2 separate regions of the Homo sapiens genome follow, and region 2 is linked to region 1. A link is a contact called in ENCODE Hi-C or POLR2A ChIA-PET data. All regions are on one chromosome and are shown on one strand. The core of a region is the stretch at or near the end of the contact, and the rest is flanking DNA. Distances in the headings are between cores, read along the strand shown. Region 1 holds the start of DVL3 (dishevelled segment polarity protein 3). Region 2 holds the start of EIF4A2 (eukaryotic translation initiation factor 4A2).

The links. A loop is a pair of places that touch in the nucleus more often than their neighbours do. ChIA-PET counts read pairs that join two places held with the same protein, here RNA polymerase II (POLR2A). Pooled maps may share reads with other maps.
Region 2: a loop to region 1 is called in a map of gastrocnemius medialis, with 7 times the contacts of the local background. The contact joins the promoter of EIF4A2 here to the promoter of DVL3 in region 1. A Hi-C loop is called at or near these places in 1 of 168 maps with a recorded cell type or tissue (gastrocnemius medialis) and 2 of 50 pooled maps. POLR2A ChIA-PET finds 5 or more read pairs at or near these places in 2 of 52 experiments (GM10248 and activated CD4-positive, alpha-beta T cell).

The regions. Positions count from the first base shown.
Region 1 is chr3:184,152,407-184,159,632 of GRCh38, forward strand. DVL3 (dishevelled segment polarity protein 3) reads left to right here and starts at 2,971. Exons shown (of 15, transcript NM_004423.4): 1 at 2,971-3,390. The coding sequence starts at 3,230. RefSeq lists a silencer at 2,868-3,217 and enhancers at 3,555-4,432, 4,433-5,308.
Region 2 is chr3:186,779,166-186,786,391 of GRCh38, forward strand. EIF4A2 (eukaryotic translation initiation factor 4A2) reads left to right here and starts at 4,412. Exons shown (of 11, transcript NM_001967.4): 1 at 4,412-4,474; 2 at 5,267-5,312; 3 at 5,399-5,531; 4 at 5,797-5,936; 5 at 6,718-6,886; 6 at 6,999-7,108. The coding sequence starts at 4,446. SNORD2 (small nucleolar RNA, C/D box 2) reads left to right here and starts at 5,631; the gene lies at 5,631-5,700. It overlaps SNORA63B (small nucleolar RNA, H/ACA box 63B), which reads left to right and starts at 7,158; the gene lies at 7,158-7,226. RefSeq lists an enhancer at 5,088-5,317.

The DNA of each region.
Region 1 (7,226 bases), core at 1,721-4,220:
AAAAAAAACTCCACATGACTTAGCGGTGAACATTTGCTCATAGTCAAAATAAGGTCACTACTAAGTACTATATTGACTTAGCCAAAAAGTGTGCTTTCACTATTTTAAGAGGGAAGGGTAAGGTGGAAGACAGAGAATCATCAATCAAATTTGGAAATCAATAAGCAATGTCTAAAATGTATAAATCAAGAACAAGTATTATGAGCTAAAAAAAAGTACTAAGAGTGGTAGGGAAATAGGACAAAGAATTGCTCGGGTTTTTTGTTTTGTTTTTCTCACCACTATACCAATAAGGAGGACTGCTGTTTTGTTAAAAAGCTTTTTAAGGGCCAGGCACGGTGGCTCACACCTGTAATCCCAGCACTTTGGGAGGCCGAGGCAGGCAGATCACGAGATCAGGAGATCGAGACCATCCTGGCTAACACGGTGAAACCCCATCTCTACTACAAATGTAAAAAATTAGCCAGGTGTGGTGGCAGGCACCTGTAGTCCCAGCTACTCGGGAGGCTGAGGCAGGAGAATGGCATGAACCCGGGAGGCGGAGTTCACAGTGAGCCAAGATCGTGCCACTGCACTCCAGCCTGGGCGACAGAGCAACACTCCATCTCAAAAAAAAAAAAAAAAAAAAAAAAAAAAAAAAAAAGCCGGGCGTGGTGGCTTGCGCCTGTAGTCCCAGCACTTTGGGAGGCCGAGGCAGGTGGATCACGAGTTCAGATCAAGACCATCCTGTTTAACACAGTGAAACCCCGTCTCTACTAAAAAAAACACAAAAAATTTGGCGGGCGCCTGTGGTCCCAGCTGCTCGGGAGGCTGGCGTGAACTCAAGAGGCGGAGCTTGCAGTGAGCCGAGATTGTGCCACTGCACTCCACCCTGGGCGACAGAGTGAGACTCCATCTCAAAAAAAAAAAAAAAAAAAAAAAAAAAAAGCTGTTTAAATACTATTTGACTTCCAAACATATTACTTTGATAAAAAATGTAAAGAAGGTGAAGGAAAGGGTATGAAGTGACGATATACATAAGGTGTGTGCAGGGGCTAGCAAGTGGGTTCATTTTCCTGGAGTCAAAAATTTGGCCAGGATATGAGACAAAAGGCTGTAAAAGTAGGTAGAGGTTAGATTATGGGGGGCCTTGAATAGGGATATTTGGGGGCTTTGGGGAATGTGGAAAGGTTTCTGAGTAGAAGAGGTATCTGAATGATGTTGTTATTCTAGTGTTAATTTGGCAACAGTGTATAAAATGGAGTAGAAGGAGCCCATACTTAAGACCATAGCATCCAAGGCCCTATGTAATCTGGCGGGTCTATGTTTCCAGCCTCACCTAGGACTGTTCCTTTAGTCATGATGGCCTTCTTATTCCTCAAATGTAACATGTTTATTCCTGCCTTGAGCCTGTATATTGGCTGTGCCCTCTGCCTAGAAGGCTGTCACCCCAGATCTTCTCATAGCCACTTCATCCTTGCTATTTCTAGGTCTTTTTTTCTGGAAGAAGTTTTCTCTAACCAATCAGAAACCTCTTTCTCGTTTTGTTTTGGTTGTTTTGTTTTTGTTTTTGTTTGAGGCGGAGTCTCGCTCTGTCGCCCAGGCTGGAGTGCAGTGGTGGGATCTCGGCTCACTGCAAGCTCCACCTCCCGGGTTCAAGCGATTCTCCTGCCTCAGCCTCCCGAGTAGCTGGGACTACAGGCATGCGCCACCATGTCCAGCTAATTTTTGTATTTTTACTAGAGACGGGGTTTCACCATTTTGGCCAGGCTGGTCTCGAACTCCTAACCTCAGGTGATCCACCTGCCTCAGCCTCCCAAAATGTTGGAATTACAGGCATGAGCCATTGCGCCTGGCTTCCCCTGTCACTATCCCATCACTTTGTTTTACCTTCTTCATAGCAGTGGTCACTCTGAAGTTATGTATTTACAAGCCTATGTGCTTCCCTCCAGCTGAGGGAAGGTCCTGAGAGCAGCCTTGTCTGTCTCGCTATCGCTATATCTCATGCGATATGCCTTATACACAGTAGGCCTTCAGTATTTATTAAATGAATTAAAAGTTAAGGGGTGAGGAGATCTGTGAGGAACCGGCTATACCTAGTTCTGGAGTTCTGGTTTGAGACTTACTGTCTTAGGCATGCATGCATCCACTTATCTTTTTTTTTGGGGGGGGGCGAGGGGGGATGGAGTTTCACTTTTGTTGCCCAGGCTGGAGTGCAAAGGCAGGATCTCGACTCACCGATCTCGGCTCACCGCAACCTCCGCCGCCCGTGTTCAAGCGATTCTTCTGCCTCAGCCTCCCGAGTAGCTGAGATTACATGCATGCGCCACCACGCCCGGCTAATTTTTTTGTATTTTTAGTAGAGACAGGGTTTCTCCATGTTGGTCAGGCTGGTCTTGAACTCTCGACCTCGGGCGATCCGCCCGCCTTGGCCTCCCAAAGTGCTGGGATTAGAAGCGTGAGCCACCGCGCCCGGGCCCCACTTATTCCGCATTCAACCCATTTATTAAACCACTACCTTGCAACTGGACGCTAAGGTTATAGGGAGGAATCAGAACTGGATGCTGTCCTTCTCTCGAGATCAGTTTAGTAGACTCAGTGACAGCAGTTGTGCTTCTCAAGAAACACTGAAGGGCCATGTTGAGGTCATTCTCCTCCAGGGATCCAGAGTCAGACCCACCCTCTTTCCCCAGACCATTTCTGGGGACCAAAGCAATCCCTGCATTCCACTCTTCCTGGACTGCAGAGGAGTCGCCGATCCCACTTGGGTCCGGAGTCAGGGCCTTCAGGGGTCCGGGAACGCCGCCATCCCGGTGAATCTCCCCTTCCGTTTCTAGGGACCCGGGACCGGAGCGCCGCGGCCCGGCCAGTGGGCGGGAAACCCTGCCATCTGCCGCGACGCCGGCGCCTCTCCGCGGCGGCCGGGGGCGGGGCGCGCCGGGGCGGGGCCGCGCCGGGCCGGAGGAGGGGAGCGGGCCCGGACGAAGCCCTGGGCCGGGAGGGCCGCGGCCACCGGAAGAGTCGCGGTCGCCAGTCCAGTCGGGAGAGTGGGGAGCGGAAGCGGCGGCCGCGGCGGCGGCGGGCGGCGCTGGGACCCGGTAGCGGCCGGAGAACAAGGGAGCTGGCGCCGCCAGCAGCCGCCGAGCTGGGTTGAGCCGCTGGGCCGCGCCGCGCGCCGCCGCCGTCTGGGAGGCTCGGCCCGGCCGCCCGAGCAGGCCGCGCGCGGGCCGCCGGGCCCGAGGCCAGAGCCATGGGCGAGACCAAGATCATCTACCACTTGGATGGGCAGGAGACGCCGTACCTTGTGAAGCTGCCCCTGCCCGCCGAGCGCGTCACCTTGGCGGACTTTAAGGGCGTTTTGCAGCGACCCAGCTATAAGTTCTTCTTCAAGTCTATGGACGACGATTTCGGGTGAGGATGGCCCCCGCCCCGCCTCCGGGAGCCCCGGCCGCTCTGGCTTCTAAGGGATGACGCGGTCCGTTTCGACTTGCCTCGCTACACCGGCTCCTAGCCCCGCTCTGACTTCTAGGGGCGACTCGGCCCATTTGGGCCCCTTTGGTTCCAGCCCCAGTAGCAACTCCCGTTTACCTCTGAAGAGGGGACGTTGGCCTCCCTTGTTTAAGGGGACGTCCAATTCCCCACTAGCAATCAGAGTTCCTGCCGGTGCGGTCCCCTTACCTCTTCAGAGACCAGTGGCCCACAGAGACAGACACACCCCCCCTCCACCTAGTTTCAGAGCCCGAGTCCCCCATCCTCCTCCTGCCGAGGAGCCAGAGCCACCTTTTTCCGCACAGACTTGGGTCGTGTGGCCCTCGTTCTTCGCCCCCTTCATCTTTTCAGCAGCACAGCTCCCAGCCATATTTGGAGTATGCTGCATCTGAGGGCTCTGCTGGGACTTTGAGCTGGGGGAGGGGTGTCGGGGGTGCTCGGGCGCCTGGCCGCGAGCGGGGTCTGCAGATCTGATGTTTATCTAGCTGCCTGCCCTCTCCTTTGTGGGCTGTTGTGGGTGTTGTCACCGGAACAGAGAGCCTGACCCCTGCGGAGTAGTCCTCACTGACCCAGGTGCTGATCTTTCCTCCAATTCGGGCTTTTTTCCTCCAGTTGGTGGCCAGTGGAGAGACGTTAGGAAGGGCCTGGGGCCTGGGTGGGATAGCCAGGAAGAGTTTCTTGGTGTTCTCTATCTTCCCCTCCCTGGTGGGGTCTTCCCTTCCACCCAGCTGCAGAGATCTGGACAGGCACAGTTTGGAAGCAGTCACTTTCCCTTTAAGAGGGGATGGAATGTTGGAGCCGGAAGGTTCTGAAGCAGCTGGCCTGGGAAGAGGGGGGCCTGGCTGATCCCCCTCGAACCCCCCCAACTCCCAGGAGACTGGGGGAGGGGGAGGCGCCCACACTTGCCTGCCGCCTCACTAACTGGGCGCTGGGCCTGGAGGCGGTGGGGAAGGCCCCTCCAGGCCTGAAGGCTGCCTCTCCAGCCCTAGCCTGAGGCCTGCACTGCTCTTTGGAGCTGAGGCCCCACAGCCAAGAGGAGACATTCTTCTCCCCAGTGTTCATCTGTCTGGCTTCTCTCCCAAGCCCCTGGCCCACCTAGCACTAGGAAGCAAGCACCTTCTGTCTAATGCCTGGCATGTTTTGCTGTCACCTTCTGCCCTGGAACTCAGGGTTGGATGAGCCCCTGAAATCATGTGTGTGAGAGTGCTTTGTACAGTGGGCAGTGCTTTGTAGATTCTAACTATTCTTGTTTCTGTTGTTGTTCCTGCCCTGGGGTGGGGTGCTCCTGGTGTGATAATGATTGTCTGCCTTCAGCCCAGAGACAGACACCTCTAATTGGAAGATTCTGAGGAGGGATGGATCTAGAAGGGGTCTGGGTGAGGGGGTGGATACTTTGGCCTGGCAAGAGAAGAATAGGGTTAGAAGGGATCAAGCTACTGCCTCCACATAAGGAATGGGGGAAGATGAGCCAGAGTCCAGTGCCCTGGGGCCACCTCAGATCCAGATGCCTTGAGGGACTAAGATAGGCTGTCTCTCCACCCTGTACTTATCTCCAGACCCACTGGACCTGGCCCCTGCCTCCTAAGCCTGGACAACTCTGGGCTGCTCTCCCAATCCCAAGGCCTAACTGCAGTTTTAAGAGGGCCCCCATTACATCCAGTCACTGTTACTTAATATTTTTCTTTAAATCCATTGTCAGTCCACTTACTGTTTTTCTTAGCTTGAACCAAGCAATAATATGAAACCATAGGTCTGACTTTTCTGTTTATATTTCTTTCTAAAATATGTTTAACATAAATATTTAATGATTGAACTAAGCAATGTTAATCTGTGTGCCACCTGAAGCCATCTTGCAAACATCAGTGGTACTTGAACCAAAATCAGAGTTGGACCATTTTAGCAGGGTTGAAAACAGTATTAAAAATGAAGTGGAGGAGATGGATTCTGTTTGTATCCCCAGAAGGATAAATGAGCAGGGGAACTGATAGAGCTGTCTTGTCACAGAGGACTAATAGCTGAAGAGCATATATATATGTTTCATTTATTTAACACACGCCTTTTATGCTTAGTGTGCCAGGGACTAATCTAAATGCTTTTCAAATCTTCACTCATTTAATCTTCGAAACAGCCTTATGAAATAGATAGCGTAATAGTATCTCTAGTTTACAAATGAAACTCTGTCAGGCATGGTGGCTCACACCTGTAATCTCAGCAATTTGGGAGGCTGAGGTGGGAGGATTGCTTGAGGCCAGGAATCTGAGACCAGCCTTGGCAACATAGCAAGACCCCATCTCTACAAAAAAATTTTTTAATTAGCCAGGCATGATGCTTTGTGCCTGTAGTCCCAACTTGGGAGGCTGAGACAGGAGGATCACTTGAGCATAGGAGTTTGGGGCTGCAGTGAGCTGTGATGGTGCCACTGTACTCCAGCCTGGAAAATAGAGTGGGACCGTGTTTCAGAAAAAAAAAAAAAAGGAAACTAGAGCACAGAAAGCTTAAGTAACTTGCCTAAGGTCACACAGCTAATAAGAGGCAGAGCAGAGCTTGCTTTGACATCAGGAATCTGGATCCAAAAATCTAAATCCTTAATCGCACAATTTTAGGTGTCATTATTATCACCATTTTACTGATGAATCCTCTCCGAGGGAGGTGGTAAGCCTTGGAAAACTGTAGAGGTGACAAGGCCACCATTTCTCCGAGCCCCACAAGAGGAAGGTCAGGCGGAGGTCAGTGACCCTAGAGGAAGGAAAGTGGGTCAGAGGAGGAAGGCTGCTGTCTCTCCAGTTTCTCCACTCCTGGCTCAGCCTTTGAGGTGCTAGTTGTGAGGCTCCTCAAGTCCCATCTGGTCTACAAAAGTATTTGTCAAGCTCAGGGTAGGCCCAGCCATCTTTTTAAATTTTTTTTCTTTTTTTTTTTTTTTTGAGGAGTTTTGCTCTCGTCACCCAGGCTGGAGTGCAGTGGCGCAATCTCGGCTCACTGCAACCTTCGCCTCCCGGGTTCAGGTGATTCTCCTGCCTCAGCCTCCCAAGTAGCTGGGATTACAGGCATGAGCCACCATGCCTGGCTAATTTTAGTATTTTTGGTAGAGATGGGGTTTCACCACGTTGGCCAGGCTGGTCTGGAACTCCTGACCTCAAGCAATCCACCCACCTCGGCCTCCCCAAGTGCTGGGATTACAGGTGATGAGCCACCGCGCCTGGCCTGCCATCTTAAGTTATTTGAGAAATGGAGGAAGGATAAACATTTTCAGCATTGAGGGCATGGTGGATGGTTCATAGAAGTAAGGTGCCTACTGCTAGTCTGGCCTTGAGCTGTGAGAGAGGGCAGCATGGCGATCAGGTCATTAGCTGTGTGGCTTCCTGCTCCACTGTCCTCCCTCTGGGCCTTCCACCTGCAGACTCTTCTTCCCCTGTCTCCTCCAGGTTCAAATTCTCCTGTCTTCTGGGTTGAGCTTTTCTGTGAGAACTGTCATGGCACTCTCTTATTTTATCCTTTTTTTTTTTTTTTGAGATGGAGCCTGGCTTTGTCACCCAGGCTGGGGTACAGTGGTGCGACCTTGGCTCACTGCAACCTCTGCCTCCCGGGTTCAAACGATTCTCCTGCTTCAGCCTCACAAATAGCTGGGACTACTGGTGTGTGCCACCACACCTGGCTAATTTTTGTATTTTAAATAGAGATGGGGTTTTGCTACGTTAGCCAAGCTAGTCACGAACTCTTGACCTCAAGTGATCCGCCCACCTTGGCCTCCCAAAGTGCTG
Region 2 (7,226 bases), core at 3,162-5,661, 2.6 Mb after region 1:
ACCATGCCCAGCTAATTTTTGTATTTTTGATAGAGATGGGGTTTCACCGTGTTGGCCTGGCTTGTCTCAAACTACTGATCTCAAGTGATCCGCCCACCTCAGCCTCCCAGAGTGCTGGGATAATAGGCATGAGCCACTGCTCCCAGCCTTAATTTTTCAAAATCAGAAGCCGGCTCCACCTCAGTTCAGATCCAGTGAATCTGGGTGAGAGGGCAGAGTCCACAAGTATCTGCATTTCAAATAGATGTTCCCATTGATTTTTATGCATACCACAGTTTCTGATCACCTGATCTGAAGTACAGCAATGTACTTGTATTTTAGTCTTCCTCTATAAAGGTAGAAAAACTTCTGTATCTTGGCTACACAAAAGAGTTTAATAACCTTGGATCAGCGGATTCAAAACTAGTTCTTAGCTAGTTTAAAAGTCCTTCCGTGGTCCTCCTCAGTTTTCTCCATTTTCTTCAACTCTGTTAATATCTTTACCTATCTTGATGCAAATTATTATCATTATTATTTTGAGACATAATCTTTCTCCATCGCCTAGGTTGGAGTGCAGTGGCGGGATCTCAGCTCACTGCAACCTCCGCCTCCCGAATTCAAGCAATTCTCCTGCCTGAGTAGCTGGGATTACAGGTGTGCGCCAACACAACCGGCTAATTTTTGTATTTTATCCCCACCGAGACGGAGTCTTGCTCTGTCGCCCGGGCTAGAGTGCAGTGGCGTGATCTTGGCTCACTGCAACCTCCGCCTCCCAGGTTCAAGCAATTCTCCTGCCTCAGCCTCCTGAGTAGCTGGGATTACAGGAGCACACTACCACATCAGACTGATTTTTGTATTTTTAGTAGAAAGGGAGTTTCACCAGGTTGGCCAGACTGGTCACGAACTCCTGACCTCAAGTGACCCGCCCGCCTCGGCCTCCCAAAGTGTTGGGATTAGGCATGAGCCACCATGCCTAGCCTAATTTTTTTATTTTTAGTAGAGACTGGATTTCTCCGTGTTCGCCAGGCTGGTCTGGAACTCCTAATCTCAATTGTTCGGCTTGCCTCAGCCTCCCAAAGTGCTGGGATCACAGGCGTGAGCCACCATGCCCAACCACAAATGTTTTTTAAGTTATAGTGTAAGAACATGGCAGTAAGTTCAACCCTCCAAATTGCGTCAGGGGTCACAGGCAAGCAGAACCTAGCCTCTAATTTCCTCAGAAACTGTGTAATAAAAAGAGGTTACAGAGATTATCCTGGGTTTGCCAAAAAAGAAAAAAAGGAAAAGAAAAAGAAAAAGAGGTGAGTAGCACCACCATCTCTATCCAGCTCTGGGCAGTGTTTTTTTTTTGTTTTTTTGTTTTTTTTTAAGGTGGAGTCTTACTCTGTCATCCAGGCTGGAATGCAGTGGCGCGATCTCTGTTCACTGCAATCTCCACCTCCCGGGTTCAAGTGATTCTCATGCCTCAGCCTCCTGAGTAGCTGGGACTACAGGTACATGCCACCACACCCAGCTAATTTTTTATATTTTTAGTAGAGATGGGCTTTCACCATGTTAGCAAGGATGGTCTCAATCTGCTGACCTCGTGATCCACCTGGCTTAGCTTCCCAAAGTGCTGGGATTACAGGCGTGAGCCGCCGGGCCTGGCCCAGTTATTTTTAAACACTGAAATTACAGATGTAAGGACAGCATGTACTATATACTTTGTGCTTTATACTTTATTATTACTAAATAACAACATTAATACGTAATAATTAGATCCAAAACACATACCTTAACAAATGTCTATATATCAATAGATTATCTAGACACCGCTTTAAATGTGCAGCTATCACTTAAAATCAACTGATGGGTTCAAAATAATGTAAGAATCTCAAGATGGCATACAAATGCGCCCTGAATGATGAGAGTACATGGTACTTTTTATAGGAAGATGTCACTATCAACACAAAGCATATTTTTTATTATTTATTTATTTTTAGACAGAGTCTTGCTCTGTCACCCAGGCTGGAGTGCAATCTCCGCCTCCCGTGTTCAAGCGATTCTCCTGCCTCAGCCTCCGGAGTAGCTGGGACTACAGGCGCACACCACCACACCCAGCTAATTTTTGTACTTTTAGTAGAGACAGGGTTTCGTCATGTTGGCCAGGATGGTCTTGATCTCCTGACCTCGTGATCTGCCCATCTTGGCATCCCAAAGTGCTGCGATTACAGGCATGAGCCACCGCGCCCGTCTGAAAGCATATTCTTTTAAGGTTTTGTTATTGTTTTTCCATGTAGCACTGACAGATTTGTACTAATTCTTTGCTTCTCTGGTTGCTAGATAGCTTTAGAATTGTCAGCTGAGGCTCTTGAAGAGCAAAACTAAACTACCTTAGTTGGCTTAGATAGGGAAATAATCTGACTTTTAGGATTATTTGCAGTATAAATGATTTCAAACACTAAAGGTTGACAAAGAAGCATTTATAGTTCACTGAGAAGGCTATCTTATTTCAGATTCCAGGTAAGCAGAATCACTTAAATTTAAAAGAGCACGCTCTGTGTTGATATGCAAAACTTTGTTAAAGTATACGTTTTGATCTTTAATTCATTTATTAGTTACAAATGTTATTTACTATTTAGTAAGCACACGCAAATGTGGTAATCACTGCATTTATTAGGAATACACTGTAAGGTTACAGGCAGTGTGGGTGTGGATTTTGACTGTATTTGAAGTTTTCTTACCTTGAAACTTACTTAGCACTTGTAAACCTATACCATAGAGTTTAGCCTTTATTTCCTCTTAAGAGACTTGAAAATCCTACACCATCTAGTGTAGTGCTAATCCTAAAGAAAACAACCAACGATTAAGTGTTAATTGTTGATTGGTATCACCCTATGATCAATTGTTTTCACCCTAAGGCTCAAGTGAAACCAAACGGTTGGTCACTTTTTCGATTTAGTATTTTTTCAATTTCTTAGATCTCAGGATATTTTTAGTAGATTTTGGATGAGACAACAAGGATGTCTGACGACCATCATTCTCAGAAAATATCTGGCATCACCTCAAATCTGGATTTCGAACATTACAGAGGGATGAATGAGGAGCAGTACCACTGGACTGAGGGCCTGGCCCACTTTGCCATCTTGGTATTCTTAATCTTTGTCCTAGTTCCTGGCACGATAAGAATTTTCAAATAAATAAATAATTTTTGTATTAAAAAAGTAGTATTTAGAACCGAATATCTTCTATAATATAGAAAATTGAGTCAGCTTTCCCAGTAATGATTCTTTAAGTTGGCCTTCTGAAATATGAGAAAATGTTACCCTGATAGTCTCGATGATATTTTGCACCATGGGTAGGGTTGTATTTTAAAGTTAAATGACTACATATATTGTTTTTTGTTTTTGTCGAGAGACCTGAGATGGGGCTAATTGAAAACGTCTGGAGCTTAAAGACCCGTGCAGTTTACGCAGCAAGGATATTATTGCTCTGAATTTCAATAAATCAACATTTCACTATATATCGGCAAAGTCTACAGCCTTTAAAAAATGACCAATATAGACGGAATCAAAACCGATGTAGTCCCAAAGCGGCACAGAGCTGTATCTGCCAAAGCGTCCATTTAAATTCGTGCGTTCCAAGGAAAATTACTGCTTAGTTTCTATCCATTTGCAAAAGTTTATGATTTTTTTCAGGCATTCCTCACACCTGTTAGGTTAAAATCAGTAACACTCTTAAAAAGAAAGCGAGAGACCGGAAATGATATGAGAATAGAATTGGCCACTCCAGAGACATCTGCAAATGACACTCCATTTTTCCTTCTCGCGCTGCAAAATGTACCGGTAAACCGGACTTCCCGGGACTCGCTGGGTGGCCGACATTTTCCCTAGCAGGAATTTTACGTTTCCAAGATCTGAATGGATGTTAACGGTCGGGCTAAATGCCAGGCAGGTCTTCATTGTGGAATTAAACAGCGGTGGGAGCAAGCGGAATAACCGAGTTCCCCTCCCGCACCTGAGTGCCGGCAGCGAGCCGCGAGCCGGGACCTGTCACCCGCGGGAAGCCCCGGCCGCCCGACGAACAGCATCTCCGGTTTCCGCCTCCGGCTCCGGCGCGGCTCCCCCGGCCCGCCTCTGCGTCAGGGACGCGGAAACCCCGTAGGAGCAGGGCGGGCGGGGAAAGCGAGGTTTAACTAACTCCGCAGCTATATTCTTCCGCCGCGAGGTAAAGAGTCCCAACCCAACCCCGGGCCCTAGGATTTCCAGCGACCCTGTAATATCGAGAAATTACCACATTTGGGTTTTTCTACCAACTTGCTTAGGATTTTATCCGAGGTAACGACCCCAGGATCACAATTTTGTAGCTGACCGAAGCACGGCGAGAAAATTCCTCCGCAAGAAACGGGTTCCGGCCACGAGCCTATAAAAAACGGGTGGTTGGGCGCCGCTGTCTTTTCAGTCGGGCGCTGAGTGGTTTTTCGGATCATGTCTGGTGGCTCCGCGGATTATAACAGGTATGCAGTCTGTTGGCGGTCGCGGTCTGTAGTGAAGGTCATAGGGCGCCAGGGGAGATGATAGTGGATGGCACGGAGGCAAAAACTCTAAATTAATGGACGTTTTCTTAGGGTACAGCACTCCTGTGCCCTTCCAGAAGCTTCCATGATGGGTAGGGCCCGGATTGTGGGGAGATAGGACGGTGGTGCGAAAGCAGTGGCTAAAGGGCGTTTTTCCTCTCTAAGACATTACGAAACTTCGGCTGCTTTCCTTCCCAGTGTAGAGCACGGGAAACATGGAGTAAAAAGCCGTGGCGCAGTCCGAGTTCGGTACACTGTAACCAGGACCCGAAGCTTTATTTTCGGTCATCCACACGAGTTGGGGGAGGGTCCTAGGCTTTACTTGGGGAAGGGTTGGAGGCAGCGGTCTCCACTCGGCCACGGCGCGGAGGCGACGGGACAGGACCGGTGCCGGTGAACCGTTGGCATCGCCCTCGCCAGGCCGCTCCGCCCGCGTCAATCACCCGGCTTGCGCATTGTTGGGGGCGGAGTTCGGCGCTCCGAGCTCTCGCGAGACGCTCCGCAGTTGAAACGGGATCGCCATGCGCTCGGGCCTGGGGGGCTGCCTTTCCGGGCATCCGCAGGCCCCAACCTTTAGGGAAGGCGCACAGTGTGGATATTCGCCCTGAGGCTGCTGCTTTAGCTTGTGCAGGGGAGGCTAACGTGCTGAGACGGGTTGCAAAGGGCTATGCGCTTAAGGTGCAGTTGAGGTGGCCTGGAAGGGGTGTCTGACTGCAGTATTCTTGTCAGCAGAGAACATGGCGGCCCAGAGGGAATGGACCCCGATGGTGTCATCGAGGTAAGAAACGGTTGTGGATCTTGAAGCTTTGGAAAGGTGAGTGTGTTCATCTCATTTATGCGTGCATTATTTTTTCTAACTTACAGAGCAACTGGAATGAGATTGTTGATAACTTTGATGATATGAATTTAAAGGAGTCTCTCCTTCGTGGCATCTATGCTTACGGTTTTGAGAAGCCTTCCGCTATTCAGCAGAGAGCTATTATTCCCTGTATTAAAGGTAAAAGAAACTGGCATTTTTAGGAAATTGTTCTACATAGACATGAACCATAAAAGGGAAAGTAACCTCTGGGGGACTAGCACCTGTTTGTATTCCTTAAAGTGAAATGATGGCAATCATCTTTCGGGACTGACCTGAAATGAAGAGAATACTCATTGCTGATCACTTGATTATTTGGGCATAATGTTCCAAATGGAATACATGGTGTGAAGTAGAAGTGACAATTTGATGTGGGATCGGTAAATGTGTATCCTACTTTTTTTAGGGTATGATGTGATTGCTCAAGCTCAGTCAGGTACTGGCAAGACAGCCACATTTGCTATTTCCATCCTGCAACAGTTGGAGATTGAGTTCAAGGAGACCCAAGCACTAGTATTGGCCCCCACCAGAGAACTGGCTCAACAGGTATTGATAGTGTAGTTCAAAAAAACTGCTTGCGTGTTGCATAGGTTTCAGGTTTCACAACTGTGAAGAATTTAAAACTTAGTATAAATTGGTCCTACCAGATCCCTCCTTTTAATTGTCCATGCATGCAGGGAGTTTTTGTTGAAAGTTTTAAAAGAACTGGGTATGCAGGTATGGTTTGTAGGGTTGTATACTAATAGATTGAGAATCCGAAGCGCTCTCTTGGATGTACTAGATCTGTCCCCATTTTTTAAGTTTGAATGCAGTTGTGCAACATGAAAACTGCAGTGACATGTTACCATTTGACTGTCTCCGTAGTTCGTGATGCATCTGTTGCATGCTATGTTTTCAAAGCTCACTGCTATATTGGCTTTGAAGTAAACCTTCCTAATAAAGCTGTAGGCTTTATTGAGGTCAGGATTATATAAGGCACAATACCCTCTGGGGGAAAAAAATCATTTGCCCTAGCTGTAATTACAGAACATAAATTTCACTACGTACTCCCTACCTACAGTGAAGAATAATGTAGGAAACGTTATTCTTGGATTGTCTAGCTGATGCGTGGAGCAGCAGCATCCCAAGTTTGACAAGGCATAAGAAAGACATTAAGGGAATTTTACCTTGCAGCAGTTAGGTCGTCTGCATTTTAAGCTTGGAAGTAGTTTTGTGCTGTGCATGCATAAAAGCTGTTGGCAGACCAGATTATATTTGCCTTTATGCTTTAAAAATTAGTCATTGATCCTGGAGTTCTGCGGAATAATAATTAAGGCTTGGGTTTTAGATCCAAAAGGTAATTCTGGCACTTGGAGACTATATGGGAGCCACTTGTCATGCCTGCATTGGTGGAACAAATGTTCGAAATGAAATGCAAAAACTGCAGGCTGAAGCACCACATATTGTTGTTGGTACACCCGGGAGAGTGTTTGATATGTTAAACAGAAGATACCTTTGTAAGTATTGTCTTTAAGAGAGTATTTTTTTTAAAACTGTTAACATAGTTGAAAAGTCAAATTGTATCACTGAGTAGATCTAGAAATGACAGTATGACTTTGTTTCTAACAGCTCCAAAATGGATCAAAATGTTTGTTTTGGATGAAGCAGATGAAATGTTGAGCCGTGGTTTTAAGGATCAAATCTATGAGATTTTCCAAAAACTAAACACAAGTATTCAGGTAAGCATTACTTCACCCCCCTCTTAAAGGTAGAGATGGGGTTTATTTAATGCAGGTACTGTTACAATACAACTGATGTGTTTTGTTGTCGTTCCCCCTGCTTAAAGCACTTGATGCA